Regions from separate parts of the Homo sapiens genome. Here region 1 is linked to region 2. The links are chromatin loops, found by intact Hi-C in ENCODE. Cell type or tissue: endothelial cell of umbilical vein. All regions are shown on one strand. Links, peaks and the distances in the headings refer to the core of each region. The heading gives the core; the rest is flanking DNA.

What was found. A loop is a pair of places that touch in the nucleus more often than their neighbours do. Peaks named below come from ENCODE experiments on the same cell type or tissue, not always from the same donor. Only the 100,000 strongest peaks of a DNase experiment are listed, where the experiment ranks them.
Region 1: a loop joins it to region 2, with 4 times the contacts of the local background. A loop is called at or near these places in 3 of 110 quality-filtered maps.

Annotation. Positions count from the first base shown.
Region 1 is chr2:118,737,242-118,740,152 of GRCh38, forward strand. No RefSeq gene overlaps it. Among named protein-coding and RNA genes, the nearest start is that of LINC01956, 97 kb to the right of the region's middle. RefSeq lists an enhancer at 1,352-1,646. In endothelial cell of umbilical vein, for the core only: no CTCF peak of the experiment used is centred there; a DNase peak (open chromatin) is centred at 1,570; H3K27ac peaks cover 761 bases.
Region 2 is chr2:118,854,068-118,856,978 of GRCh38, forward strand. No RefSeq gene overlaps it. Among named protein-coding and RNA genes, the nearest start is that of EN1, 7.9 kb to the left of the region's middle. In endothelial cell of umbilical vein, for the core only: a CTCF peak has its summit at 1,761; a DNase peak (open chromatin) is centred at 1,734; H3K27me3 peaks cover 2,209 bases.

The DNA.
Region 1 (2,911 bases), core at 192-2,691, 120 kb before region 2:
GCATCAAATAAATCTTTAAACGTGCAAAGAAACACAAAGATGTGTTTAGGCCCCTTCCCCTGTCCTAAGGGTCTCACTGCCCCTACTTTTTGGGAACAGCTCTCATTCAGGCAGGAGTGGGGCGTGGGGACCTTGTCAACACTCATCTCCTCAGAGGCCACCTCCTCAATACACTTTTCCAGCTTATGCATCTGGTAAGGCAGAACAAAGAACAAATTTTCACAAGGGACAAAAGTTTCTAGTTCTATTTCTGAAGACAATTTCGATTGAAAACTGCTATTGCTTTTATTTAAAAAAGAATTTTCAGATGATAAACATTTTCTTTTATTAAGCTTTGCATTCTCTCAAGGTAGGAAACTCAGCAAACACCTTCATATGCTAATTTCCAGAATGAAAGAGCAGAGATAAATGACTCCTCTTACGAAAAGAACTGTAAACAAACAGGGTCTTCACTTATGGTTTCATTACCTCTATTTAGTCTGTTCTGTGCAGCAGCCAACGTGCACCTGTCTACATATCTGAGGCGTGCATTCATGCATTCATGCGCACTTAGCTGTGGGATTCATCACATGCTCTTCCTGGAGTCCTCAGTTGGCTCTAGGCTGTATTTGATGATCCAAGTGCAGGCTTCCTTGAAGGCAGGGAGCAGTATTTTTAAAACTGGTTGGTACAGGTTACCATCTTGAGGCCAGAGCAGTACTGCAGCTGGGTAGCCACCTGGTTGTGTGATCCTGGAAAAGTCATTTCATTTTTCTGTGGTATCGTTTTCAGAGAAAAGTCCAGAGATGTCCTTTGTCCTCCACTGAAGGACCCAGCCATTCTCGCTCTTTGTTCAGGTCTCTCTGCTCAAAACCACCTTCTGTCTAGCAATATCTCTCTAGCTCCCATCTCCAGCCCGACTTCATTGTTCATGACACCCATCACTTCCTGACATTATGCTACGTAATTATGTGCTTCCTTACTTATGTTCGTCTCTCCCATAGAATGTAAGGCTTTTGTCTTATTATCAACTTCTCAGCATCTAGCACAGCACCTGGCACCTTGTAGGTGCTCAGTAAGTATTTTGGATGATGTAATACATGAATCAATCAATCAACAAATCCATTATTAACTGAAGGTAGCTACTACCTCCTTCATGAGTTGGTCTGAGAATAACATGAGATTATTTTTGTGAACTTTTCAGATATTGTTCATCTTAGTATCTCCAGTGCCTCAGTCCTTGCATATAGTTAGTGGTTAGCAAATTTGGTGAATAGGTGCATAAAATAATACATAATGTATTTATTGTCAGTCAACTTCCAATCATCTTTATTAATAAATGGAAAGTGGGCAATGAATAATGTGAAACAGAAGCGAATCTAAAAATAATTTCTGTTGGCGGGAACATATACCGTATTATTCATAGCTTGATCTCCCAGTAGCTATCAGCCCAGTCTGTGAGCCAGGAGCTGTGTACGCATTCAGCATACCTGATGACTCACTCCAGACGCTTCAAGTCCTTTTGGCCCTGTGTTCCAACAAATGTATTCATTTCCTGCTGCCTTTTGAATCATGGCCTGGCCTGAATTTCTCCATCCCTTCCCTTCAGCTCTGATTTACATGGCCTTTTCTGAGAGCCAGAGGCATCCACAAGCAGCCAGGGCCAGGGGCAGGCTCCGAGCACCAAGTCCTCTGGTGGAAAAGGCTGGAGCACCAAATGGGGGGAGACCTGGAGGGTGACTCCAGCACAGTATATTCTCCTCTGCTCAAATGTGGCTTTTCCCCAGGACCTCCAAGTCTCCTGCAGAGCAGAAAACTTCCTGGAACTCTTGGCTTTCTTCTCTTGTGACTTATTACAAGTACTGCCAACAGCCATCATTTATTTCTTGTGCCTGATTTTGCACTGTTCATGGATTATCTCATTTAAGGCTCAATGTGACCCTTTGAGGTCAGTATAGTTATTCTCCTCCTACAGATGAAAAAATGAGGTTCAGAGAGATAAGGTTTTTGCCAGGAATGCGCAGCCAGACAGTGGCCCTGGATTGACCCACTTCACCATTCCTGCCCCTCATTCATTCCCTCAAAAAGCAAATATTACCCTTAGGTGGGTGTTTTGCTCAATGTCACTGGATTCTTACAGGAGGCTTTATTAGCACTTATGAGGATATTTTCAATGTAATACTGAATAGGATTCAGTACACCAAAATTTGGGAAGAAGTTAAACAACAGACTTACCTCTGATTATGTTTTGCTCAGAACAATATTCATGTAAATTTGTGCATCTAGTCAATAAATATTTATTGATTGCCTGCTCTATTTTAGGCACTAGGAATACAGCAGTGGACAAAACTGATAAATCTCCACCGAAATGTATCTTATGTCCTAGTGGAGAAACACAAAAATAGAGGCAATAGTTAAGGAAGATATTAGAAAAGGTTAGTTAGCAATACAAAAAAGATAAAGCAGGGAGGGAGAATGGGAGCCCTATGTTGGTGGGAGACATTCAAAGATGGCCTCACTGAGAAGGTGAGATTTGAGGAAAGATCTGAAAGAAGTGAGGGAGGGAGCCACACAGACGCTGGCAAGAAGAGTAGTTTAGGTAGAGACAAGCACAGGCTCAAAAGTCGTGGGGCAGAAATGTGCCTGGATTAATGGAGACACAGCAACAAGGGCAGTGTGTCTGGAGGAGACTAGAAGATGAGGTGTAAGAGGTAAGAGGGAAGGTTACACCATGCTGGGAAGGGTCCCTGGAGAGCATGCAGGGGGCCCATGGACTGGGCTGAGAAAAGAATCACAACTGTATTTTCATATCCAGTATGACATGCATGTTGCCTTGCCCAAAACCACCCCATAGTTGAAAGTTTTTATTCAAACAAGCAACTATAACTTTCACCCTAATCAGTCTTTTAAAATATACTTTAACACACTGATT
Region 2 (2,911 bases), core at 320-2,819:
AAGGCCTTCTCGGGCCATCTTCCCTGTTCCCCTGCTCCAGCAGAAAGCTGGGAGGGGAACGAGTGTGTAGCCCCGCGCGTGCGTGTTTGTTCGTGACTCAGAGGCTCTGGGTGGGTGCGTGAGTGAGTCCAAGTGTGTGCCCGAGTGTGCACGCAAAAATTGCGTTCGTTTTGTCTCTCTAATTCTCGTGTGGTTGCGCTTTGCTGTGTCGGTGTGAAAGTGTGTGTGCGTGTCCACGTGAATAGTCTCCATGTGTGCGTGTCAGTGAGTGAATTTGTGTGAGAGCTGGGGAGTGACCGAGGTTTTGGAAGTGAAATATGTGAAGTTGGAACGACCCTAGGCTCTGACCCCAAACCTCACCTTTTACCCTATCTCTCCCTCCAAACCACCCCCTCCACCCCCGCCATTGAACTATGCCAGGGAAGAGGAGACAGTTGTTTAAACCCGGATTAAAATAGCAACTGGTTTTTTGTTTCCCACCAAGACCCACCTCAGCAGCTCTGAGCCCTGATTGAGGGGAGGGTGGGCCACACGTGCCAAGGTCAAGATCAAAGGGACCTTAGGGAGCGCAGAGACCAAAAGCCCGCTCCACAAATGAGGCAACTGAGACCCGAAGAGAGTAAGGGACTAGGTAGGGATCCCACAGAGGCCGCCACTGGTCTCAGAGCTCGCCAAATCCCGCTGGGAAGCCGCGGGCGTCCCAGTTTTGTTCTGCAGCCTGAGTCCCAGATGAGAGCGCGGGGGATGACGGTCTCCTACCCCAGGCTTCCAACTCCACTCCATTCACCCCCAGGAAGGGTTCACCCCCTTCCCGGTGGGTGTCGGAGGTGGGAGGAAGGAGGGAAGGTGATCTCTTGGGGCTGGGAATGTAGTGGGGCTGAGGGCGAGAGGGAAGCACAACCCCTCCCCTTGTCGGATCCCACTTAGGGCTCCTAAGATTCCCACCTCTCCTCCACCCACCAGGGGGTTAGCAGCATCCTCTTCGCCCCCGCTACAACTGTCCAAGCGTGAATGGTAGTTAGGGGTAGGGGGCTCGGTAAAGGGAAGGCTGGGCTCACTTCCTGCGGGGGGACTGGGGGTAGGGATGGGGTAGGGGTGGAATACCGGCCACAAAGCCATTCCAGGCACGTCCCTCCCCTCCCGCGCCGATGACTCCCGCCCCAAAATTGTTATGCAAAGGAGTCAAGTATGTGATCTTCTGGCGATCAAAGCGGCAAAGCCAAATATTAGAGGAGCAGTCAATAATGGATGAGCAGATTAAGAAACCCATCTCGCGGACAATTATCGCCGCAATTGAAAAAGCTCACTTTTTCCCTTATTCTCCATCCCACCCCCATTTATAAAAGAAAAAAAAAATAGGCGGAAGGATGGGGGCTGGGGCTGGCAGCCGAGGAGGCTGCAGGGACGCGCATGGAAGAGCCGGTGCGTGGGAGGGTTTGCGGGGGGGACATCGCGCCCCCTAGGGGTGACCCCAGTGGGTCCCGTGTGCTCTCCGCGGAGCCGGCGGAGCCTTGTCCTCTGCACCCGGCGCGCAGCGGCCCCTTAAACAGTGGAACCGTGAGGCCGCTCTAAGCCGAAGGGCTGGAATCTGGGTTTCTCGGGTTTTATTTTAGACCATTCGGCACCAAGCCCGAGCTCCCCCGCCGCACCGCTTCCAGTCCCCTTTCTTTCCATAGAGCGACCCGAAGCCGGCGGTGGCGCAGGGAGCCGAGTCTGATGAGCTCGCGGGCGGCTGAAGGCCGGCTTCCCTGTGGGGAACGCGCCACCTGTCGGCGCCAGTGAGAACTGCGTCTGTGTGGCGCCCTCGGGGTATTCGGGGCTGCGGGGAGATGTGTGCCTGAAGCCCTGCGCTTGCGGTGGGGACGTCCGGCCTCTTTCCTGGCAATTGACCCCTGAGGCGGGAGAGACAACGGAATTCCCACAAAGGGATCCTTCTCGGGATCTCCCCACCTCAAGACAGCTAAAGCTGGAGGAAAAGCCCCTCCGGGGGGTGGGGGGTGCGGGTTTGCCCTGCGATTCCGAAAGCAGAAAATACCCGAGCCACACAGGGACGGGCGCCGCGTTGGTAGTCGGGGCTACGTTCCTACTCCCTCTACCTCCCCCGCGCTGTGTGACCCTGGGCGGAACCCCGCTGCTCTCTGGGCCTCAGTGTTCTTATTCGTAAACTGAGGGCGTTGGATGAGATTGGTCCTCTCCCAACTCTGACCTTGAAACTGATACTGAATCTGAGCAGCGTCTGTAGACACCTGTGCCTTGCCTTCTATTTCTAGCCTTGAATAAATCCTGGACTTTTATGTGCCATTTATATCCTAATCTCATATATATTTAATGTATAACTGCTGCCATTATTGTTTTCTCAATTGTCTAGGTTTTCATTTGGATGGGGTTAGGATGGTCCAAATTATCCCGATAAGTGCCCATTAACTTAAACCTTTTTAAAAAATGAAACCAGTAAAACTTCATTCACTTTGCAGTGTGGACACTGCTGGAGAGCACCCATGTCGTGGGTCCAGCGAGGACACAAGGAGGGGCTTAGAGACATGCGGGAGGCTTAGATGAGAAGACAGCACCCGGGCAGCGGTCAGTGTTAGAGAGAGGACCCGTAAGAAGGGCCGAGGCTAGAGGGAGAGCGAAGACTGAGCCAACGACGCACCTGAGCCCTGGGGTGGGGGTGGAGACGTGGCTCCTAACCCAAATCTCCCTGCCAGGCAGTGTCCGACGAGCATCGACGGCAGGCGTCGAGACCAGTGCAGGGTAGCTCAGACCTCAAGCCACGCTTGACCTTTCCATGAAATGAATAAAACTCGAAAGCCAGGGAAAGGGGACAGTACTTTGATCCGGAGATCGCTTATAACCTCTGCTTGGAGTTCCGAGTTCGTGCGGCTCAAGGGAGGCTACAGTCCAGCAAGCT